5 separate regions of the Homo sapiens genome follow, and regions 2, 3, 4 and 5 are each linked to region 1. A link is a loop called in an ENCODE intact Hi-C map of the cell type or tissue named here. Cell type or tissue: heart right ventricle. All regions are shown on one strand. Region 1 holds the start of PLS1 (plastin 1). Region 2 has its middle 75 kb from the start of PCOLCE2. Region 3 overlaps PAQR9-AS1 (PAQR9 antisense RNA 1). Region 4 overlaps PCOLCE2 (procollagen C-endopeptidase enhancer 2). Region 5 overlaps TRPC1 (transient receptor potential cation channel subfamily C member 1).

Region 1 (5,000 bases):
GACCGGCTAATTTTTGTATTTTTAGAAGAGACGGGGTTTCATCATGTTGCTCAGGCTGGTCTTGAACTCCTGACCTTAGGTGATCTGCCCACTTTGGCCTGCCAACGTGCTGGGATTACAGGCGTGAGCTACTGCACTGGGCCCTGGTTGTGCATTTCTAATGATATACTCTAGTTATTATTTTACACTTGGAAACAATTTTGGGAAACGGTTTTATCAATGGTATATTTACAAATCATATCTTAGGGTTGGCTGCTTTTACAGAGGGTTGTTACAGACATTTTATATGCATTATTTTTAGCTTCATTTACAGAGGATGACTTTTTATTTTACCTTTCCCAAATCAGGTTATACCATATTTAGAATCTACGTTTCCTCATGAACCTGCCCTGGTCAATATTACCACGAAAAAAAAACAGATCATAAGAGTATTTCATGAAAAAGTGTTCTCTTATCAAACTTATTGGTGAATAATTTACACACATTTTTCATGTTTAAAGTGTACAACTTAGCGATGACAGTTGTATACACCTGTGAACTTGTCACTACCATCAAAACAGAGAAAATTTCCATCGTCCCCCTCCAAAAATATTTTTTCTGCTCATTTGCAGTTTATCCTTCCCTCCACTCCTGGCTCCAGGCAATTACTAATCTGGGTTTTGTCATTATAGGTTAGTTTGTACTTCATATAAGTGGGATTATACAATATGTTTTGTCTCTAGCTTCTTCAACTCAGCATACCGATTTTGAGAGTTATCCATATTGAGTCCTGTGTGAGAGTATTTCTTCTTTTTTATTGTTGAGTAGTATTGCATTGTATAAATATACCACAATTTGTTTTTTCATTTACATGTTGTTGGACAGTTGGGTTCCTTCTGGTTTGGGGCTTTTGTGAAAAACAGCTGCTATGAGCATTCCTGTTCAAGTTTTTGTGTAAGCATATGTTTTAATTTCTCTTGGATAACATCTAGGAATGAAATGGCTGGGTCATATGTTAGATGTATGTTTACCTTTTAAGGAAATATTTTGCTTTATTTTGTGAGAACTTACTTAACTCCCCTTGCATATCTAGATAAATAAGTATCAGATAAGGATACTAAATTTACCAGATTCTCTAGGTGGCAGGTGGGAAAAATCAGATAAGAATACTAAATTCACCTGATTCTCTAGGTGGCAGGTGGGAAAAATTCCTTATCTTCCCTCTCCATGGCCCACCTACTTTCATAGTTCATTGCTCGTCCAATTTGTTTGAGTTCTTAAAATAATTTCAACTTCCCCCCTTTATTTTTTCTATTGTTACCATCTCAGGGTTGGTTGGGTGCCTATTCTGTATTGGATATTGTGTTAGGCGCAGAAGGGGCACGTGGGACTTTGAGTTAAAGGGGCAGCAAAACCTTGTTCTGTTCTCTGGACTGAGTTGGACAGACCACAACTACGGATTATGCTTCAGGCAAAGTATGTGAGAACTCTTGAGGCAGCATTCCATTTACCTGACTCACATGCGAGAGAAAATATCCCACTTTTGTTTGAGTGTGGGCTTTAGTTATATATTTATTTTAATCAGGTGTGGCTGTTAAAGGAAAAGGAAGCAATCCGTGAAACAAACGGAAAAAAAAAGAGTAGGGGAGAGAAACAAGTCTTCCTTTAATAACGTATACCTTTCCTTTTGACCAGCAGGTCCCAAAGTGTGGTACCCAGACTAGTAGCACCAGTTTTCGCTGAGAACATGTTAGAAATGGGAACTGTCGCGCTACGCTCCAGACCTAACTGAATCGGAAACTCAGTTTCCGGGTTTGGGATCTGTGATTTAAAAAGCTCTCCAGGTGATTCTGATCCACGCTCAAGTTTGAGAACTGCTGTGCTAAACTCATTCCCAGGGTGTAGGTGGTCATCTTTAGACTTGGGTAACTGTGGGCGGTAGAGATAACGTTGCCGCAGCGCCCGTCCACCTCTCCCCATCCACGCTCCCAGCGCCTGCAACTCCTCTTTCACCCTTAGCCTAAACCCAGGTTCTGGGCTTCCCTTTCCCTCCCCTGGGAGCCGCAGGCAAAACGCGGCAAGTGGATTCAGAGTTTGCGGGCCCGGGTGCCGGCCGAGCATGCGCAGTGGCGCGAGCGCAGCGGCTACGCGGGCGCGGAGAGGTAGCCGCAGAGTGGACCTGCAGGTACTTGGATCTCCAGTGGGAGCTGCCCTCTCGAAGGCAGGACAGCGGTGGCGGCAGGTACGCGGGGGTGGGGATAGGGCCCAAAAGGAAGGCTGGACAGACAGATGGAAAGCGAAGCGTTACTCCTTTGGGGGCGCGCGGCGGCTCGGGGGCAGTATCTCCGGGTCCCCTCGCTCGCGTCTCGTCTCCTGGCTGTGCAGTGTGGCGCCCGCCGTCCTCTGGGCACGCTTCTGCCCAGTCCCGGCAGGCAGTGCCCGCAGGTGTTAAATCGCGTATTTACACTGCTTAAACAATAAGCCTGTTAACTGAATTGTGATTCTATGCAATGAAATAAGGTATTTCATTAAGTTTTCTTCTTTCAACTTTGGGTGGCTGCCGGTGAGGCTTTCTGAACCAGCCTGTTTTGTTTTAATTCTGGGACTGGTTTATTTGCCTTTGGCCTTTTGGTGCATAGGATCAATAGGGCTGTAGTGAAATCCCATCCGTGCTGTTTTTGGTACCTTTCCTGGAGCATAGGGACCTCTGGATGCGGCATAAAAATGTCAGTTTTCAGCGAATTTCACTGCCAAAAAACTTTCCGTGTTTCAGCTGCATTTTCAAGTGGAGACTTAAAAAAATTTAAGATTTCTCCCTAACTTTTCAATTATTACTGTATTTCGGTCTTCATTTGGTACTATTAAAAGGAAGCGGTCGTTTAGATGAGTAACAGAATTCTCACTTTTCCTCCTTTACTTACTTACTATGTCACATTTTATGGCTTATACCGTGATATCTTTCCCTCCAGCCACGGTGTTGGATACACTTGTATGAGGCTTCAGCTGTGCTGCATAAATTTCTTGAAGAACCTGTGAGCCAGAAGCAAAATTTCAGGACAGGGGGCACACACTGAACTTGAAGCAAGTACTTTTACACCCCCCACCACCTTTGTAATCAGCTTTCCTTTAAGTTGAATTATGTAATGAAATTCTATAGTAAAGTGTTAATGTGTAATGTGGAGGCATATATATATATAGAGAGAGAGGTAGTAAGTTTAGGAAGAGGAAATTTTAAGTTCAGGAAGAGAAACCTATATGGAAAGGGAATACAGGTATCCTGCCCCCCTTCATTCCTCCCATGATAAATGTTTTAATGGCAGAAATAATATACAGCTGGTCTAGTTTTGGCTGTAGAGACCTTTGAGGTCAGCCAGTTCAGCTGCTTCAGTTTACAAATGAGAAAACTGAGACCAGCGAGGTTAGATGACTTGCTGTGGCCACCCAAGCCCCTCATTGGCAAAGCTAGGCCTGGGATCCAGGTTTTCTCATTTTCTGGGGTCTTTTTACCACTCCCTGCAGATACTCTTCTTTACCTCCATTATTAAACTTCCTTTTTCTCTTCTACTTATACCATGAAGTCTGGCTTAAGCAGAAAATTAGTTGTTTCTCTTACTAAGCTTCCTAGTACCTCATAAATTCCTTTCAAAAAGTGCCCTTTCACTGAAGCCCCACCTAACAATTTGCTGGTCCTGAAAACGCCCTCCTTCCTTCCCTCAGTCACCTGGGCCCTTTGCCCAAAATGCCTGTTTGCCTCCCTCTTTCCGTATTGAAGTCCTGCTCATGCTGCAAGGTGTAGCTCAGGTGTGACCTCTTTTTGGAAGCCTTCCTTGATTGCCTTAGCATGAAGTAGCTCTCCCTCTTCTGAACCCTATAGCACTTACTACTGTTGTTTGTGCTGTTAGTATCCCCATTGTATATAGTATCCTGAGTATTTTAGCACCTCCCAACTTCCCGACCAGGAAGTTGGCAGGTTGTGTAAGCTCTTGGAGGTTAAAGCCTATGACTTAAACATCCCACCCAGCACTAAGCACAAAGTATATTCTTAGCCCCTGTTTGTGGGAGGGAGTGGGGGAAGGAAGTGCAGTATGTATAGTTTTGTAAAGAGATTTCATGTGTGTTCTATAATATGGGGAAGGCCATGTTAGAGCTGTATCAAGACAGCAGCCAAGTCCATTTCTGATTCCTCATATTTTGATAACAGATCACAGATTAGTTAGGGGGATTACAGGAGACAGGCGTAAAAACACGGGTCAGTTGGTCCAGGCCCTGGATTAAGCCTGTGACTCAAAGTGGAGAAAAGAGGGCACAGAATTAAGAAATGTAAAGGAAGAAGCATGTGGTGAAAGACTAAATGCAGAGAAGGAAAGACATGTTGAAAATGAATTTCAGGGTTGGGGTGTTAGTAATGGGTTTATAATGTTCTTTTTATCTTAAAAGTACCTCCAATTGGCTGGGTGTGGTGGCTCACGCCTGTAATCCCAGCACTTTGGGAGGCCGAGGTGGGTGGATCACAAGGTCAGGAGATTGAGACCATCCTGGCTAACACGGTGAAACCCCATCTCTACTAAAAATACAAAAAATTAGCTGGGGGGGCATGGTGGTGGGCGCCTGTAGTCCCAGCTACTTGGGAGGCTGAGGCAGGAGAATCGCATGAACCCGGGAGGCGGAGCTTGCAGTGAGCCAAGATTGTGCCACTGCACTCCAGCATGGGCGACAGTGCAAGACTGCATCTGAAAAAAAAAAAAAGTACCTCGAATTGTGACATTGTCTCTGTTTCTTAGTTAGTGATGTAATTGTCTTATTTCCCGTTCTAGATGATAAGCTCTCTGAAGGATGACCTTTAACCCTTCACAATACCTGGCACATTGCTTTGCAGTATCAGACACTCAATAGTTATTACATGAATGAATGAATAAATAAATAAATAAATAAATAAATAAATAAATAAAAAGTGCATTTTGCCATGGGGAGGGTGGGCATTTAGGATCTTAGAGCTATATGGTAGCGCTTTATCCAGACTA
Region 2 (5,000 bases), 220 kb after region 1:
TTGAATTAATTCTGTGAGGTAATTCAGCTTCTCATTTTAAAATTCATTTCCTCCAATTTTATTTCAACGGAAAAAGCAATCACAATATTTTCTGTGTTTGCTTGAATGCAGATGTTTTCTTCTCCCATCCACCCCCGCTGACCCCAGTGACAGAGTCTCACAATATTTTCCAGGCTGGAAGTACAGTGGCTATTAACAGGTGCCATCATAGCACACTACAGCCTCCAACTCCTGGGCTAAAGAGAACCTCCTACCTCAGCCTCCCAAGTAGCTGGGACTACAGGAGTGTGCTACCACACCCAGCCTCTTTCTTTTGAAAAGCTGTAAAACAAGACCAGGCACAAGAAGGAACAGTTCTCTCATTCTCTTTTGTATCCTCACTCTAAGTATAGTATTAATGTTGAATGGCACAAAGTTATTGAATAAAAATTTAGCCATTATCCGTTAGTGTAAATATTCTAGGAATGACAACTAGTTTATTAAATACTCTTAACAATTGTGTGCTCCAGATCCTATTTTCTCAAACTACATTAAAAGAAAACTTAGATTCCCTACTTCAACCTTCTAATTTAATATACAGGAAAACTAGCATTTTGAGTAATTTGTCCAAGTGTATATACTGACTGGAGATACTGAATTCAATTGATTTTTCCTATCAGTCAATATATATCCAAAAGCTTTCCATTTTTGAATTAGCTTCTCATTGTAGGTTCATCTTGGTCAGCAAACAGAACTTAAGTTCCTACTTTTCTAAATAACTAATTTGTTAAAAACTTTTATGACGAGGGTCAAGCAGAGACCAGCAAGATGAGCAAGAGTTGGAGGAAAAGGATGGACAGGTAGGTAGTGAACATCATAGGAAAGGGGGAGTTAGCCTCAGAAAGTAACAGCCAGACCAGAAGGGACCAGAGTGTTTAAAGCACACAGACTGGTGAATTTTATTTCTGTGCCACTTTCTATCCTAATCAATTTGAATATTCAGCCAGGCGCAGTGGCTCATGCCTGTAATCTCAGCACTTTAGGAGGCCAAGGCAGGTGGATCACCTGAGGTCAGGAGTTTGAGACCAGCCTGGCCAACATAGTGAAACATTAGCTGGGCATGGTGGTGTGCGGCTGTAATCCCAGCTACTCAGGAAGCTGAGGCAGGAGAATAGTTTGAACCTGGGAGGCAGAGGTTGTAGTGAGCCAAAATCACGTCACTGCACTCCAGCCTGGTCAACAGAGTGAAACTCCATCTCAAAAAAAAAAAAAAAGTACATATTCAAGGATCCAGAAACCACTTAAGACCATAAGGGATCTCAGAAAGTATCCAATTCAACTTCATGTTACAGATAAGGAAACTAAAGTTCTCCCATTGCCACACTGTGAATGAGAATCCAAGTCTTTTTCCTTTTCAGCTGGGAGGCTCTTACCTGCATTATGTTACTATTAATATCAGTTTTTTTGTGAGATGAATTAATCAGATATATGAAGTCTTACTTTCAGCTTGTAAATTTTCTTCATAGGTTTCTATACTTAAAAGCTTCATCTCGTTGAAATCTAACCCAATCTTAGTATTAGAATGCTACAGGGACATCATTCAGGCAAAGATGTTTCATTTATATCTAATCAAATTTTAGCCTTTTAAACTCAATTGTTGATTTTGTTTTTAAAAGGGAGAAGCAAATGACAAAAAAATCAAAACCAGGATTTTTAATAATAACTTTAGAATACTTCAGAACAAATTTTTATGTATATCCCAGAGCTACTCACCCAGAACACCCGATTCCATGCATCCATGGGCAATCCCACACTTGTACATCCAGAGAGCCTTTGTCAAAAAGAGGCTATTCGTGGCCCAGTGCTGTGGCTCACGCCTATAATCCCAGCACTTTGGGAGGCCAAGGCAGATGGATCACCTGAGATCAGGAGTTCAAGATCAGCCTGAACAACATGGCAAAACCCCATCTCTACTAAAAATACAAAAATTAGCTTTTCTTAATTTGGTCAGAGTTTTGTCAATTATATTAGTCATTTTAAAGAACCAACATTTGGCTTTCCTTTTTTCTATTATTTAAGATGACAATTTTATTCAATTTCTGCTCTATGCTATTTTATCCTACCTTTTAAAAGTTTATGGTGTTTTCCTTTTACTAAGTTCCCAATTTGTATCATTCACAAATTAATAATTTCCATCCTTTCTTTTATAATGTAAACATGTAAGATTATAAATTTTAAAGTGTTATTTAAGCTGCATTTCACACATTTTAAAATGCAGTTTTTCTATTGTTCAGTTTTTAATATTTTGTTTTCCATTATGGTTTCCTTTTTATCATGAGTTGAAAGTACATTTCTTAATTTCCAATTTTTTTCTTGTTTTTTGTTGTTTACTTTTTGTTATTAATTTCTAGTCATTTACTGTTAGAGAAGGCTGTTCGATACCAGTTGTTTGAAATTTGTTGGAATTTGCTTCATGGTGCATGGCAAGTTCTGAAATTGTTCCATACGAGCTCAAAATAATGTGCCCTTGGTTCTGTTCTACATATGTGTGTTAGGTAAATCTAGCTAATTGTGCGGTTCAACACTTCTATATTTTTAATGTTTTCTCTTTTAAATCTGTCAATACTGAGAGAAACATGTTAAAACCTCCCCTTATGATGGTAAACTTGTCCATTTCTATTTATACTATATCAGATTTAGTTATATATTTTGAAGGATGTTATTAGCTGTGTGCAAATTTAGAATTGTTATATCTCCTTGTAACTCTCTTCATCTTGAGTAATGCCTTGAAGTATTTTTTTTCTGGTATTAATAAAACCATACCATTTTTATTTTGGTTAATGTTTGCCTGGTATACTGTATTTATCTTTTTCTATCCCTTTCCTCTCAACTTTTCCGTGTCCTCATGTTTTAGATGTCTCTTTCAAATAGCACATAGCTGTATTTCTTTTTCTAAGCCAGTCTGACCATTTTGACGTATAACTTTCAGGACTTAGTTTAGGTGTTTACTGAAATTATTGATATGTTTGTATTTTTACCTTATTTTGTTGTATTTTTCCTGGTTTCACTTTCTTTAATTTCTTCTTTTTTTTCCTCTGCTGGTTTTAAATGTTGATGCTCTATTTATATTATTTATGCTCTATTTATATTATTATTTTATTATATTACCCTAGAAAAATTAATGTAAATACTTAAATTATCAAAGTCCTAAGTTAATATTTTTATCTTTCTCTCTCTCAATACGAGGTCTTTAGAATACTTAGGTCAAATCTTTTTAAAAAACATTTGCTTGCTAATTGAATTTAATTGCAAATTTTTTGTTTCCATTTATATAAAAAATATAAATTTGTTTGCTTGAATCCATGAACTCAAGCAAAAGGTGTTTCTGATTAATATTACTTAACTCACGTTAGAACTTTCTCATTAGTGCCTGTTTAATTACAGGGCTTTTCTTTAAGGGAGTTTTTTTTGTCATTAGTTGATACCATTTAAATAGTCCAGAAGTAAATGGGAGCCTGGTAGCAGTAGTCTATTAATACATGAAAGAAAAGAAGGTAAATGTCTTCCAATTAAGGTTAACTTGGAAGTAAATTACAGAATTTAAGACTTGGGAACTTGGGAAAAATCTTAAATGTTCATTTACAGGAATTCAAAGGATGAAAATCAAGCTAGCAAGATGCTCTGAAACAGTGAGATTTATTTATAATTTTGAAATGTTTTGTGATATGTTAGTATGGTCACCTATTCATTCTTCATGTGTATTTGATTCCCCAAGTATAAATACTTAAAAACAAAAACAAAACCTTATCAACTATTCTTGAAAAATAAACAATTCCTAAAAGAGAAAATAGTATGGGATCCCAGAAGTTATGTAGTCTAACTCCCTCAAATTATAACTAAGGAAACTAAACCTCAGTCAAAATAAAGGTGTCTTAGTCCGTTCTGTGCTGCTATAACAGAATATCTGAGACTGGGTAATTCATAAAGAACAGATATTTATTTCTTACAGTTCTGGAGGCTGGGAAGTCCAAAGTCAAGGGCCCACATCTGGTGACGGCCTTCTCACAGCATCATCCCATGGCAGAAGGTGGAAACGCAAGAGAGCACATGAACACATCAACACATGTGCATGCCCAAAAGAGAAAGACAAGGATGGAGTGGGGACGCAGGGGGCCAAATTCATCCTTTTACCAAGGACCCATTCTCACGATAACTCACTCACTCCCATGATAATGGCATTAATCCATTCGTGAGGGCTCTGCCTCATAAAAGAGCCCACCTCTCAACACTGTTGCATTGAGGATTTACTTTCCAACACATAATTTGGAGGATACAGTCAAACCATAGAAAAATGATTGTTTAAAAAGGAAAGAAATTACAAAGTGGTTGTTATTCCAGAAAGAGCAGCTTCACGATTCATCTTATCTCTATGTTTTGAATAACTGAAGTAAAAGACAAACCAGTGCCACACACTTTTAACCGTGAATCCCCTAAGCAGTTGTAAAATACTGTGTCAGAGATGTCAATAGTATGAATAGTTTAGATTACTCTTCTCAGTTTTTACCCCACTGTGACTCAAGCCCCCACTCACCTGAAGAAGTCTTTCCGCTGGTCATGCAGAAGCTTGATACCCGCCAGCATGCTGCTTGTAATTCACCAATAGGAGATTCTATTCAGAAAGAAGAAATACTGAAATCTTTAGGATTCCCTCCTAAGTCCCGGAACATGTATTCTTAAAGGGAAGCAACTTGCTTTGAGAAGGCTGGAATCAATGAGGAGTCCACAGTTACATCCTGTGCTGGGCGCAGCTGGTCTGCGAAGTTCAGCTGGCTAAGAGAACTTTCTAAAAGCTGACACTGGCCAGGGAAGCCAGTCACCCACTGTCATCAGGGTCTTCTAGTTCATCTACTTCCTGCTGACGGCTCCTCAGTGGGAAAGTATAGGAGCAGTTTCTGACCTGCCTGTCAGCCCAATTTTGTCGTTTCCTTAGGCTCACCCAGCTGCCGTAACAGAGGGAACAG
Region 3 (5,000 bases), 390 kb after region 1:
GAATGTAGTATGCGCTACTTGTTAATTACTTATAAATGAAGGAATAAAAAAGCTTTCTGGGATTGGTATTGTCTGGCGATGACCAGATCAAGGGTCAGGTTCTGGGAGCTGGTGACCGAAATGGAATGAAAGTGAGGTTGGAGTTCAGGAGGTACAAGAAATGTTCAGCCAGGCTGTTACCTAGATGTACACAGATGTTCAAAAGCTGGGATGTGGGGTGCTGGGAGCTGGGGTAAGACACTGAGGGGTAGCTCTGAAGGCTACAAGGAATGAGGGGGAGCCTCCAGAATTCTTTATCAATGGAGGCAGCTCCATGACTTCTAGAAGGGATGGCTGGAGGTTCTAGAGCTGATCTGCACGGCAGGAGAGAGGACTTTTATCTGATAGTGCAAGAGAAATAGTTCAGACCTGGACTGTCCAATGTAGTGGCCACTGGCCACATGTGGCTATTGAGCATTTGAAATGTGGCTAGTGCAACTGAGGAACTTAATTTTTAATTAAATTTAATTTAAATAGCTACATGTGTAGTTATGTTTCTCATAGTCTCAGATCTAGACTGAAGTGCCTGAGGAACTTGGGACTGGTAACATGGGGTGCGGAAGAATAAATGGTCTCCAATAGAAATGCCAAAAGGTTGTAGAGTGACTTAGGAGAGTGCCAGGATCCTATTCACGAGGAAAAGTGCTCCTGGGACAGACTGAATGTATGAGGGCAGAAGATATTTATGTGGAGACAAGGATCTGACATTTCCATCATTGCAGAAAGTTCAGTTAGACAGTGCAGGTCTACCCACATGCTGCTGCTGAGCCCTTGAAATGTGGCCAGTCTGAACTGAGATGTGCTGTGAGTGGAAATAAATACACACTGGATTACAAAGACTTGGTATAAAAACAGTGTAAAGTATCTCAATAATTTTTAATACTGATTACAAGTTGAAATGTTTTAGATATAGTGTACCTATATATTTTATTTATATTACAACTGTTTCTACTTTTTAAAATATAGCTACTAGAAAACTTAAAATTACATATGTGGCTCATGTTATATTCCTTTTGGACAGAGCTGATCTAAAAAAGTGCAGGGAAAAGGTTGAGAGGGGCACCAGGTCAAAGCAGGGCTGAGGATTATGAAGATAAAAGGCACTTTGGAAATGATGGCCTCACATTGCTACATTTTGGTCCCAGGTGGTATTTGGCCTTATCTCAGCTTGATGGGGAGAACTGTCATGGGCTCTGCCAAGGCACTGGGGTTCCAGCCCAGAAAGCGGTCAGGTAGAGGGGTGGAGGAGTGATGCAGAGGGCCTTGTTATGAGGATAGTTCAGGACTTTCCCAGGTTCTTTTTTCCCTCATTAAAATGTACTTCTCCCTCTAGTCTTAACTTGGCTAATAATACCTTAACATTTTACCCCTTTTTATAGTAAAGTTTGGCCTGATTAAGACAAGCCCTTCTCTTAAACACATGAAAAGGTGCTCAACTCACTTATAATAAGAAAAACACAAAGCAAAATATAAGGACATACCATTCTTCACCTAGCGGACTGGCCAAGATTAAAAAAAAAAAAATCAGGTTCAAACGATGTGGGGCAAGGTATGGGAAGACAAGGGGTTGGGAATTTGATTGGCACAACCTTTATGGAAGACAAATCGGCAGTGTCTGTGACAACTTTAATTGTGTATATCCTCTGACTAAATCCCAGTATTTATCCTACAGAAATACACATTGCAAAATGATATATGTAAAAGGGCATCCATTGCAGTAGTGTTTACAAAAGTAAGAGACTGGAGTCAATTTAAATGTCAATTTATAGAGACTGATTAAATAAATTATGGGTATCATTTCAATCAAATTATAAAATAATGTAACTTTAATAGCAGACAACTGCTAACAATAATAAGACAGGTCTCTATGTCAGATGTAGAAGGATCTCTAAATTATTGGTAAGTTTAGAAAAAGAAAAAGAAAGTAACAACCATGTATGTAGCACACTGCCATTTCTGTGGGGGCAAAAAACTCAATATATTTGCTGACATATATTTACAAGTGTATCGATTTTTTTTTTGAAGGATATATAAGAAATCAGTAACAGTGGTAACTTCCAAGGAGGGCAAATGCATTGTAGGGAGAAGGCCGACTCTATCTCTCACTGTATACTATTTTGTACCTTTAAAATTTTATGATATAAATATATTACCCACCAAATAAAATGAAATAAGACATTTTAAAACTTCTCTTTATGTATGAATTTCCTCTTATCACAACTCCATAAAGTGTCTTTGCCTGCACTTCACGATACAGCTCTTCCTGCTGCTGCAACTGTTTTTGCTTCCTAGAGACTCGGAATTACTATCTTTCCACTTAGTAACTGAAAAAAAATTGTATTCATTTATTTGATTGTCAAGTACAGTATCTGGATTTACCAGTTTTTAGGTTTCAAGAATTATTTTTTCCCTCTACTTTGTCTTTTTCTTCATGCTTAAATGTTTATCATTAAGTTCATCAAAGTATTTTTCTAAAATATTTACATTTAAAATGCACATTTCGGCTGGGCATGGTGGCTTACCCCTGTATTCCAGCACTTTGGGAGGCCTAGGTGGGTGGATCACCTGAGGTCTGGAGTTCGAGACCAGCCTGGCCAATATGGTGAAACCCCATCTCTACTAAAAACACAAAAAAGTAGCCGGGCATGGTGGTGGGCGCCTATAATCCCAGCTACTTGGGAGGCTGAGGCAGGCAGGAGAATCACTTGAACCCAGGGCAGGGGGAGCCGGGGGGAGGCGGAGGTTGCAGTGAGCCAACATCACGCCATTGCACTCCAGCCTGAGCAATAAGAGCAAAACTCTGTCTCAAAAGAAAAAATAAAAGCACATTTCTCTTATTCTTTGACATTCTCTTGTAATATACATTTCAGTTACATGAAATTGAAAGACAACCAAATGCAATGTGCCCTCTAGTGGTTAAAGAAAATAATTTACAATCCACCTCTCCTGAGCCAAATACACAGATCAAATGTAATTTTTCAAAGCCTACATTCAGTTATGTGGATAACTTAATTGGTTATTTCAGTGTGGCTTTTGTCCTCTTATGAAAACATGGCATATCAAAAAAATTGTCCATCTTATAAAATAATCATTTTTCTCTATTTGCAAAAACAAAAAAAGTATTGACCTATTTACCTGTTTGTTGAATAAACAATATATTAAAATAGACCAAAGAATGGGGAGTGAAAAGTAAATTTCCTCCCACCCCTGACCCTCAGAAGCTAAAGATGGCTTTCCTAGTGGCAAGCACAGTTGCCAGTTTTTAAATAAATATATTGTGTATATGCATAAACAAATACACGTTATATTAGTTATCTACTGCTACGTAGCAGATTACCCAGAACTTAGTGGCTCAAAACAACAAACATTTATTATCTCACATTTTCTGTGGGTGAGGAATGCAGCAGCTTAGCTAGGCCCCCAGCGCTGGGGCTTTCCCAAGGATGTAGTCAAGCTGTCAGCTGGTGCTGCAGTCAGCTCATGTCTCAGCTCGGGAGGATCTGCTGTCAGGCTCTCTCAAGGGGTTCTTGGCAGGATTTAGTTCCTCACACGTTGTTGGGCCGAGGGCCTCATTTCTTCACTGGCTTTTGGCCTGAGGCTTCCCTCAGTTTCTTGTTACACGGTCCTCTCCATAGGACACCTCACAGCATGACAGTTGGCTTCATCGAGTAAATAAGAGAGAAGAGCCAGAAAAGGCAAGCAAGACTAGAAGCCAAAGTTTCTTGGTAACCTAATTTCGGAAGTGATATCCTATCACATTTGCTGTGTTCTGTTTGTTAGAAGCAAATTCCTGGGTTGAACCATATTTAAGGGGAGAGGATTAAATAAGGGCATGGGCACCAGGAGTAGGAGATCACCGGGGGCCATCTTAGAAGCTGCCTGCCACACAGTTGTATATGATATATCTATAGATGCCTTAAAAAAAAAAACTTAAGGTTCTGTACCTTGCTTTTGTCATGTGATAGTGTATCTTGGAGCAAGTTCTAAGTCAGTACAGAAAGATCTCCCTCATTCTTCTAACAGTGGCATAGCATTTCAGCCCCCACCTCTACAGAGAGCATTCTTCGGGCATGCCATACCAAACCTTCTTAAGAGTCCCACATTGAGAAAAATTTTGCAATCTACTCATCTGACAAAGGGCTAATATCCAGAATCTACAATGAACTCAAACAAATTTACAAGAAAAAAACAACACCATCAAAAAGTGGGCAAAGGATATGAACAGACACTTCTCAAAAGAAGACATTTATGCAGCCAAAAGACACATGAAAAAATGCTCATCATCACTGGCCATCAGAGAAATGCAAATCAAAACCACAATGAGATACCATCTCATACCAGTTAGAATGGCAATCATTAAAAAGTCAGGAAACAACAGGTGCTGGAGAGGATGTGGAGAAATAGGAACACCTTTACACTGTTGGTGGGACTGTTAACTAGTTCAACTACTGTGGAAGTCAGTGTGGCAATTCCTCAGGGATCTAGAACTAGAAATACCATTTGACCCAGCCATCCCATTACTGGGTATATACCCAAAGGATTATAAAACATGCTGCTATAAAGACACATGCACACGTATGTTTATTGCAGCACTACTCACAATAGCAAAGACTTGGAACCAAGCCAAATGTCCAACAATGATAGACTGGATTAAGAAAATGTGGCACATATACACCATGGAATACTATGCAGCCATAAAAAATGATGAGTTCATGTCCTTTGTAGGGACATGGATGAAGCTGGAAACCATCATTCTCAGCAAACTCTCGCAAGGACAAAAAACCAAACACCGCATGTTCTCACTCATAGGTGGGAATTGAACAATGAGAATACATGGACACAGGAAGGGGAACATCACACACCGGGGCCTGTTGTGGGGTAGGGGGAAGGGGGAGGGATTAGCATTAGGAGATATACCTAATGTTAAATTAAGAGTTAATGGGTGCAGCACACCAACATGG
Region 4 (5,000 bases), 230 kb after region 1:
TTGTGCTGGCGTCTCCAGTAGACTCCATGTCATGAAACCAAACGGAAACACTGTAGTCCTCCCTTATTGGAAGTCTCATCAACGCTTGACTCACTTACCACTCCCTTTTGTAACATTCCCTTCCACGGCTTTCACCACACATCCTCCCAGTTCTCCTCCCTCCTCCCTCGCCACTGCTTTTCAGTCACCTTTGCCAGTGTAACCTTCTCTTCAAAAAGACGGAAGTTTCTAGAGGGTTAATCTCCGCGCCTCTCCTCCTCCTGCCCTCAATCTCTGCCTAGGTCATCTCGTTCTTGATCATTGTTTCAACTATCTATATATTGATGACTCTTACTTTTTTTTGGCATAAAGACAAACTTTATTGAGCCCCTTAGCACTAGTTCTCTTTCTCCTGCACAGTCTTGGTTCCCCAGAGACGTCCAGTCTGGCGGGCAGCAATGAGACCCATTTTGCAGCCAGCAGGGTCATCTCTGAGATGGCGGAGGGGATGCCGATGTGCTGGTGGTTGCCACCTCCAAAAGGATGCTCCATAGGGTTCATGGCCACATCCCATACTCGTGGCCACCAGTTCCTCTTTGCCTTATATTTGTGGTAGGCTTGGCAAGCCTTCAAGATGGGTTTGTCAGTTCGGCCACCTCCAGCCACCACACCAACCACAGCTCTGTTGGCTGAGGAGACAACCTTCTTGGAGCCAGAGGGCAGCTTCACACGGGTCTTCTTGGTCTCAGGGTTGTGGGAGATAGCAGTGGCATAGTTCCCTGATGCCCAGGACAGCTTGCTACGGCCTCCAGGCTTCTCCTCCAGGCAGCACACGATCATACCCTCAGGCATGGTGCCCACAGGGAGCACACTGCCAATGTTGAGCTGGGCCTTCTTGCCGCAATACACAAACTGGCCCGTGTGAATGCCCTCGGCAGCAATGAAAAGCTCCGTCCGCTTCTTAAACCAGTACGGGTCGCGGAAGACCACCTTGGGGAGGGGCGCGCTGTGACCCGAGTTGTGGATGATGGGTGACTCTTAAATTTAAATCTGGCTTAAATCTTTTAGTCTGGGGACCCGTGTACCCCTACGCATGGCATATCCACTGGAAAATCTCACGGACACCTCAAACCCAACAAGGCGACAGCCTAATTTATAAATCCACCTCCGAATCCAGTTCTCTACCTCTGTGAACAGTGGCAGTATCCCCCTAGCTGTGCAAGCCCGGGACCTGGGAGGCATTCCTGACACCTACCTCCCTGACCTCCCTAGTCCAATGAATCACCAAGGCCTGTCACTGTTTCCCTCTCATCTCTTGACTCTCTCTGAATTTGTGCCATAGCACAGTTCGCCTGGACCAGCACGAGACTCTGGTGACCCCCTGGATTTCTACAATTCATTCACCTGACAGTGGCCACAGTGATCTTTGTAAAATGTGAAACTAATCCTGAACTTTGCTTAAACCCATCAACAGCTTCCCCCACACATAGGATAAACACAAAAATACTTAGAGCATAGGAGAGAGTTTGCAAGGCCTGAAGACGAAACTAGAAAGAGAGGCTGGGGACAAAGTGTGAAGGGTCTGACACACCACGGGAAGGGGTTTGGGCTCCCATGTGGTCCAATCTGGTAGTCACTAGTCACATGAAGCTTTTCAATTTTAAATTCATTAACATTAAATTAAAAGTTCAGTTCCTCAATATCATTAGCCACATTTTAAGTGCTCACAGTGGCTGCCATATTGGATAGCATAGCTGTAGACTATAAATTTAATGGGAGAACAACACAGTCTACTCGGTGTGGTGGGAGCGGGGTAGGGCATGAGGTCAGGAGAAAAGATAGAGGATATCAAAGATGACCCTATGAGTGCGGCTACCGATGCTGTGGACGTGCTTGGGAAAATAGGTGGAGAAGTAGGTCTGAGGCAGAAAATAGTGTGATAAAAACAAGTTTGTATATGCTTTCATTTAAATAGCTACAGTCACATTGTGTCCAGGAAAGAATTACAAATCCATGCTTGCGATTTCAGAGAAAGTTGAGGATGGAGATAAAAGCAAGGGAACCACTAGCTCAATGGGTGTGACCAGATAATTCACTGGAAAGAACATGGACACCAAGGCTTACTGAGCTGAGCTGGAGAAATACAGCAGTTACATGAGGCAGTACACGTCCACACCACACAGTGGCGCACTTGCAGAGTGCAAGGAAACGTTAGACCCAGAGGCGCCTGCCTGTACTCAGCCCCAGCCTAGGTGTACATGGAAAATGTGGGCAATAAAGCTGGGCTTATTTCAGCCTATTTTACATCTTAACCTTCAGTCTTTCCTTCCCGCTTTTCCCCCTCCTCCCTGGGTTTGGATTTTTAGATCTGAGGCCTGAAATCCCAGGGGGTGGAGCTGATAGGCCAGGTACTACCTACAGAGACCCTGCCTCTCCACTCCCTACATACATGCCTCAGCCCCCCAGGCCAGTTTCCCAACCAGCCTCTGTACTTCGTTGAATATTGTTGTTTAATTTACTCCGATTTGAAAATAAATAAATAAATAAATAAATAACATTTTATATGACATTTCGCTGAGAAGCAAAAAAAAAAACCAAAAACAAACATTGGCAGAATATGAAAACACAGATAGCAAGGCCCTAGAACTTCAACCTAAAATATCACAATTCTATGTAATAAAAAGCAAACGACAAGTTTGTCAGTTCCAGAAACAGAAACTTAGTCTTAGAATGATCTGTGCTTCTAATAGGCTTCCTAGTCATTGTTCAATGGTCATAATTTTCTTACCTGATATTTAAAAACTATTAGCTTACAAGCATTCTTACACCCCATACCTTTCTTTCATTAATGCAGTCATATTATTCTCTTACCAAAGCTTTCATCCTATTTAACTTTAATTTCAAGTATCTTCCTCTTATTTTTTTTCTACTTTAAAAGAATTCTTCTTATACTCCTAAAGTTTTTGCACAAACTTCCAAACAGGAAAACTTACCCGTGGTTACAGGGAATGTGGTGGTGACAGGCTGTTCTGTAGTTGTAGGCAGTTTTTTTGGCCTGAATATGTAGTGACCAATAAACCCATCTGCAGTTAAACTTAAGTCTGATAAAAACTGAATAAGAAGTTCATTTCTCTCAGACACAATTGGCCTAAAAAAAGAAAAATGTGTTTTTTTATAAATACTTAAAAGTGGTGCCTCTCTGAAAATGTAAAATTTTCTAGTTTTCCATTAACTTCCGACAATAGATTACCAGTTGTTTAAACTTAAAAGTTAAAACGTTTAAAAATACCAATTCTAATAGCTAACATTTACCGAGTGTTTGCTCAGCTAGGCACTGTGCTTTATGTGAATTGTCACATTCCACCTTCACAACAACCCTATTTTTATCTCTTTTTTTATGGAAAAGGCAATTGAAGTTCAGAGAGTTCAAGTGATTTACTCAAGGCCCTATAGCTAGTATGTTGGGAGAGTCAGAACTTGAACCCAGGACCAGATAACTCTAGAGACTGTGGCAGACGTTGGGACATGGCTGGTTTTCAAAAAGCACCTCATGATTTGCCTGATTGGGAAAAGGCAGATTCTCTGAACTAAGACTTGCGTTCAAGCTGGCCTGGGTTTGCCATGTTGGCTACAGAGCATAAAATGGACAAATCTGGTGAACAAATTCCCACGCCCTGTAAAGATGCAGCCAGAGGGATTATCTCAGTGGACTGATTATCTTTTCTATCCACTCCGGGCTAAGAAAGCCATGCAAAGGACTTCCATTTCATTTTCAATGGCAGTTCTTCGGTATGTCTGAAATGGAAACATTTCTATTATAATCTCCATTAGCAAAATGCTGTAAAGGAAAAAAAAGAAAGTGATGAATCTGTTTTGGTGTTCATGAATGGCATCATTGATTAAGAGCTCTAATTTTAGGAGCTTCCTGGTTAGCTGGCACTAAAGATTTAGTGGAGATGGTAAGTGAGGCTCAAAAGCTCTCTAAAATCTTAGGGGATTACTATATTACACAAGATAGTTTCATTTAAGTTTTGCTATTGTTATTTACACAATGGTTAAAAAAATGCTGTCTGATTAATTCTGTTTAAAAACTAATTCAGAAGTAGAAAAAATTTAACAAGTTATTTAAATGAATTAACCAGTGGTCTGACTGAACACCTTTTTGAGACATCTTCTCAGCCAATCACTTCTTACACATCATGGACACCAAATAATGAAGCAGCATTTTTTTCCCCCTACTGTCAGCTGTGCTGAGTGGGGTTGGGTGGCAGAGAGGGTAGATCTACCTGACCCAACCAGTTAGAAAAACTGCGTGATCTTTTCCGTCCTGAATATAACCTTCTGAGCCAGGGGATGAGATGAATCAAAAAGTGAGCTTTGTGATCTACATTTACAGTTTACTATGGGTTGAATATTTATCCCCTCCAAAACTCATGTTGAAATTTAATGCCCAGTGGGGCAGTATTGAGAAATGGAACCTTTAAGAGGTGATTGGGTCATGAGGGCTCTGCCCTCAGGAATGGATTCATCCATTCACAGATTAATGGATAAGTGGGTTAATGGATTAATGGGCAATCACGGGAGTGGGACTGATGGCTTTATAAGACGAGAGACCTGAGTTAGCATGCTCTGCCCCCCTTGCCATGTGATGCCCTGTGCTGCGTGGGGACTTTGCAGAGAGTCCCCACCAGCAAGAAGGCTCTCCCCAGATGTGGTCCCTTGACCTTGGACTTTTCAGCCTCCGTAACTATAAGAAATTCTTTTTCTTTATAAATTACTCAGTTTCAGGTATTCTGTTATAGGCAACACAAAACGGACTAAGACACTTCCAGCCACAAAAGTGATGAAGTTATTTAAATAATGCTTCTGAGATTCGAGCCTTTCACGAAAATATTCTATCATGCTTTTGAAAAACACTCCCATTAAATAAATAAAAACAATGCACTACACACAATTCTAACCTACAATTACAAATAAAACATGTTAATTTTGTTTAAATGATAAAATTACAAAAAAAGCAC
Region 5 (5,000 bases), 210 kb after region 1:
CAACACTTTTTAAGAGGTCATTAGAATTGAGAATCATTAGAACTTCATGAACATTTTTTTCTCTAATGTATCATAAGGATTTGAATAACCTGTTTTGAGGTAAACAAAATTCCTCCCGTCATTTTTAAATAAAACAATGGAGAAGAGTTGTGGAAGGACACATTTGTCATGTTCTTATTATGTGTCAACTATTCTTTAGTTATTTTGTGTGTCATCTTATGTAAAGAATAAGATTAATGAGTATGTGTCAGTGTACCACTTACTATATACCAGCCAATGTTCTAAGTGCTGAGCAAATGAAGTATTAGTAAACAAAACTACCCTGATGAAGCTTACATTCTAGGGAGGTGATACAGGCAATAAAAAGAGGAGTAAAATATTCAGTATGTTACACAGTGGTCAGGGCTACAAAGACAAATAAAGCATGAGCAAAAGAGTGTCTGTGTGTCAGAGTTCAGTTTTAACTAAGGAGCTAGGGAGTGCCCCAGAAGAGATGACATTCATGTGAGGATCTAAAGCTGGTAAAGGAGCAAGCCACGAAGAACATTTCTGGGGGAAGAGCATTTACAGAGAGAGAGAACGGCAAAGGCAAGTGTCCAGAGGTAGGAGCATGACTGGTATGTTCAAGAAAAAGCCAGGCAGCCAGTGTGGATGGAATGTGTTGAATCAGAGGGGGAGTTGTAGGAAATGAAGTCAGAAAGGTAATGGGGATCATGTAGGACTTTTTTGCCCTTGTAAGGATTTTGAGTTATTGAGATTGAGAGTTATTTGAAGGTTTTGAGCAGAGGTGTGACAAAATCCAATTAGATATTAGCAAATCATATAGGCTGCCTTGTTGAGAACAGACAGAAATGAAGTCAGAAGGGTAATGGGGATCATGTAGGACTTTTTTGCCCTTGTAAGGATTTTGAGTTGTTGAGATTGAGAGTCATTTGAAGGTTTTGAGCAGAGGTGTGACAAAATCTAATTAGATGTTAACAAATCATATAGGCTGCCTTGTTGAGAACAGAAAGAAAGGCAGCAAGGGGTTAAACAGTTACAAATAATTTATCTTCCTTAGGGTCTCTTTGTTTAAATTTAAAGTAAGGCATATCAGTACTGTGGAAGTCAACATCATTTTTAAATAAGGAACTTTTCATGGATTATCAATGTTTTATTTAAATAATTTTGATATAAACAAATGATTCATTTTTGCTAATTTCTTTAATTGCCTTTTAAACAGAAATGCAATTGTCTTTACAGGTTCATTGGCACCTGCTTTGCTTTGTTCTGGTATATTTTCTCCTTAGCGCATGTGGCAATCTTTGTCACAAGATTTAGCTATGGAGAAGAACTGCAGTCCTTTGTGGGAGCTGTCATTGTTGGTACATACAATGTCGTGGTTGTGATTGTGCTTACCAAACTGCTGGTGGCAATGCTTCATAAAAGCTTTCAGTTGATAGCAGTAAGTTCATTCTTTTAAAAACTTTATATTCTCCTCAGACCATACTAAGTGCATACAATAGATAAGATAGCCAAAGATTATAAGATTATAAGAATTGAAAAATAGTATTTTTAAATTAAATATAGATTTTTAAAATGTAAGTAATGTATAATAATTGCAAATGTTGAACAAAATTTTTCTGCAAGGTGTGGAAACATCCCCCATATTTGTGTGTGTATTAATATTCTAGTTTGCTTTTTAATTTGCCTTTTATATAGAATCATGAAGACAAAGAATGGAAGTTTGCTCGAGCAAAATTATGGCTTAGCTACTTTGATGACAAATGTACGTTACCTCCACCTTTCAACATCATTCCCTCACCAAAGACTATCTGCTATATGATTAGTAGCCTCAGTAAGTGGATTTGCTCTCATACATCAAAAGGCAAGGTCAAACGGCAAAACAGTTTAAAGGTAAGAAATTAGAAGCTTGAATGGCAACATAAAAGTTTTAACAATTCCTAATCTCAGATATTTCTTAAAGCGTAAGTATGCAGGTTCCCTAAGGGCTGTGACTGTCTGACTTTTTTTCACTGCTATATACCCTAATGTACGGCATCGCATCCAACATAAAGTAAGGATTCAATAAATACTATTGAGAGTGAGAGGGCTGGGTGCGGTGGCTCACGCTTGTAATCCCAGCACTTTGGGAGGCTGAGGCAAGCACATCATCACTTGAGGTCAGGAGTTTGAGACCAGCCTGGTGAAACCCCATCTCTACTAAAAACACAAAAACTAGCTGAGTGTGGTGGCACATGCCTGTAGTCCCAGCTACTCAGGAGGCTGAGGCAGGAGAATTGCTTGAACCCAGGAGGTGGAGGTTGCAGTGAGCCAGGATCATGCTACTGCACTCCAGCTTGGGTGACAGAGCGAGACTCCACCTCAGAACAAACAAACAAACAAATATATATATACACACACACACACACACACACACACACACACACACACACATATAATTATTAAGAATGGGAGATAGTACTGAGATTTTTTTTTTTACTTTTCAGATTCCTCCAATATATAAAATTTCATCTCATAGTTTTAAAACATGGGAAATATTCAAAATACCCATTCTGTCACTGTAGCTAAAGAATGACTACTAGAATCAGCTCATATTTTTCTGGTTCTTCTTGAAAGTTATTCAATACATCAATAATTCAATATATGTTACTATAAACCAGGGGTTGGGACATTTTTTCTGTAAAGGTCCAGATAGTAAATACTTTACACTTTTCAGGCTGAGACAAAATCAGAGATATTGTAAGCAGTGATACAGTAAGAGAGAAAACAAATTTTCACAAAACTTTTATTGATAAAAGTCAAAATATAACAATAACAGTAATAACTTTTTAAATATAGGTCTACTAGTGAAAAGAATGGAGTTCCTTTTGGGAGGGGATAAAATTTCACTTAACTAGAGTTTAAAATTAGTGTTATTATCAATTGATGATAAATGTTCATCTGTAAAATCTATTCTTAGCTCACAGGCTGTAAAGTCAGGATATGGACCATATTTGGCTTGTGGGTTGTAGTTTGCCAATCCCTGCTATAAACTAAGGATTCCTAAGACTAATTTTTTTCAATCAAGATAAGCATAAAATTAAATTCATTAAACAAATATGCAGGCTATATTTGTTTTAAACAAGTGTTGAATATTATACCATGTAGTAGAAAAACTATAGTCTAATAAAGCATTTAAAGATGTGTTTGTGTCTGTGAATATATTTTTGAACTCTACCTCATTTAAATATCGTTTCTGCATATCCTTAGTATCATATTGTTGTTTTGAAGGAATGGAGGAATTTGAAACAGAAGAGAGATGAAAACTATCAAAAAGTGATGTGCTGCCTAGTGCATCGTTACTTGACTTCCATGAGACAGAAGATGCAAAGTACAGATCAGGCAACTGTGGAAAATCTAAACGAACTGCGCCAAGATCTGTCAAAATTCCGAAATGAAATAAGGGATTTACTTGGCTTTCGGACTTCTAAATATGCTATGTTTTATCCAAGAAATTAACCATTTTCTAAATCATGGAGCGAATAATTTTCAATAACAGATCCAAAAGACTATATTGCATAACTTGCAATGAAATTAATGAGATATATATTGAAATAAAGAATTATGTAAAAGCCATTCTTTAAAATATTTATAGCATAAATATATGTTATGTAAAGTGTGTATATAGAATTAGTTTTTTAAACCTTCTGTTAGTGGCTTTTTGCAGAAGCAAAACAGATTAAGTAGATAGATTTTGTTAGCATGCTGCTTGGTTTTCTTACTTAGTGCTTTAAAATGTTTTTTTTTATGTTTAAGAGGGGCAGTTATAAATGGACACATTGCCCAGAATGTTTTGTAAAATGAAGACCAGCAAATGTAGGCTGATCTCCTTCACAGGATACACTTGAAATATAGAAGTTATGTTTTAAATATCTCTGTTTTAGGAGTTCACATATAGTTCAGCATTTATTGTTTAGGAGTATAATTTTATTTTATCTAAAATAATAGTCTATTTTTTCTTTTGTATTTTGTTATAATCTTAAGCAACAAAGAAAAAACCCTAATATTTGAATCTATTTATGTCTTTCAATTTAAATTCACTTCAGTTTTTGTTATTGTAATATATTTACTTTTACATGGTTATAATCACTTTATATTTTTAATGTTTTTTTCACTTAATATTTTATATATACATTTCCATGTATTGATGTAGTTAGTCCACATTTAAATTTTTATAGAATTATATAGTTTTTGAAAAATACAGTCAGTAGATGTTTTATTTTTTAGCTATTCAGTTATGTTTATAAGTTTGCATAGCTACTTCTCGACATTTGGTTTGTTTTAATTTTTTTGTATCATAATAGTCCTATTTTTTTTTCAAGTTGGAGTGAATGTTTTTAGTTTTAAGATAGATAGGAGACACTTTTTTATCACATGTAGTCACAACCTGTTTTGTTTTTGTAAAACATAGGAAGTCTCTTTAATGCAATGATTTGTTTTATATTTGGACTAAGGTTCTTGAGCTTATCTCCCAAGGTACTTTCCATAATTTAACACAGCTTCTATAAAAGTGACTTCATGCTTACTTGTGGATCATTCTTGCTGCTTAAGATGAAAAGCATTGGTTTTTTAAAATTAGAGAATAAAATATGTATTTAAATTTTTGGTGTGTTCACATAAAGGGATGTAGCTAAAATGTTTTCATAGGCTATTATATATTCTCGCAGCATTTCCAGTTAAGAGGATATTAGGTATATAATTCTCTTCTTAACCGAATGTCAGATGGTCTTACGCCACAGGGTGCAGGTAACCCTTGGTCTGTAAGCACCACCGATCCAGGGATCATTGTCTAAATAGGTTACTATTGTTTGTTTCATCTTGCTTTTGCATTTTTATTTTTTAATTTCCAAATTTTAAGTGTTCCCTCTTTGGGGCAAATTCTTATAAAAATGTTTATTGTAAAGTTATATATTTTGTCTACGATGGGATTATGCACTTCCCAATTGGGATTTTACATC

Evidence for each region. A loop is a pair of places that touch in the nucleus more often than their neighbours do. Peaks named below come from ENCODE experiments on the same cell type or tissue, not always from the same donor. Only the 100,000 strongest peaks of a DNase experiment are listed, where the experiment ranks them.
Region 2: a loop joins it to region 1, with 3 times the contacts of the local background. A loop is called at or near these places in 39 of 110 quality-filtered maps.
Region 3: it touches region 1 in a loop (5-fold over the local background); 92 of 110 quality-filtered maps call a loop at or near these places.
Region 4: a loop joins it to region 1, with 2.7 times the contacts of the local background. A loop is called at or near these places in 39 of 110 quality-filtered maps.
Region 5: a loop joins it to region 1, with 2.9 times the contacts of the local background. A loop is called at or near these places in 6 of 110 quality-filtered maps.

The regions. Positions count from the first base shown.
Region 1 is chr3:142,594,289-142,599,288 of GRCh38, forward strand. PLS1 (plastin 1) reads left to right here and starts at 2,105. Exons shown (of 16, transcript NM_001145319.2): 1 at 2,105-2,221. It overlaps PLS1-AS1 (PLS1 antisense RNA 1), which reads right to left. Exons shown (of 4, transcript XR_001740938.2): 4 at 1,621-3,009. RefSeq lists an enhancer at 2,161-2,400. In heart right ventricle, no CTCF peak of the experiment used is centred here; a DNase peak (open chromatin) is centred at 2,083; H3K4me3 peaks cover 1,497 bases; H3K27ac peaks cover 1,038 bases.
Region 2 is chr3:142,811,965-142,816,964 of GRCh38, forward strand. No RefSeq gene overlaps it. Among named protein-coding and RNA genes, the nearest start is that of PCOLCE2, 75 kb to the right of the region's middle. In heart right ventricle, no CTCF peak of the experiment used is centred here; no DNase peak of the experiment used is centred here.
Region 3 is chr3:142,984,326-142,989,325 of GRCh38, forward strand. The region is part of intron 2 of PAQR9-AS1 (PAQR9 antisense RNA 1); the gene reads left to right. Among named protein-coding and RNA genes, the nearest start is that of U2SURP, 15 kb to the right of the region's middle. In heart right ventricle, a CTCF peak has its summit at 2,954 (motif pointing left); a DNase peak (open chromatin) is centred at 3,530; H3K27ac peaks cover 1,124 bases.
Region 4 is chr3:142,826,720-142,831,719 of GRCh38, forward strand. PCOLCE2 (procollagen C-endopeptidase enhancer 2) reads right to left here. Exons shown (of 9, transcript NM_013363.4): 6 at 2,973-3,127. It also overlaps the pseudogene RPL8P3. Among named protein-coding and RNA genes, the nearest start is that of PCOLCE2, 60 kb to the right of the region's middle. In heart right ventricle, CTCF peaks have their summits at 2,153 and 2,352; a DNase peak (open chromatin) is centred at 2,182.
Region 5 is chr3:142,802,735-142,807,734 of GRCh38, forward strand. TRPC1 (transient receptor potential cation channel subfamily C member 1) reads left to right here. Exons shown (of 13, transcript NM_001251845.2): 11 at 1,243-1,444; 12 at 1,702-1,896; 13 at 3,274-5,000. The coding sequence ends at 3,501. Among named protein-coding and RNA genes, the nearest start is that of TRPC1, 81 kb to the left of the region's middle. In heart right ventricle, no CTCF peak of the experiment used is centred here; no DNase peak of the experiment used is centred here.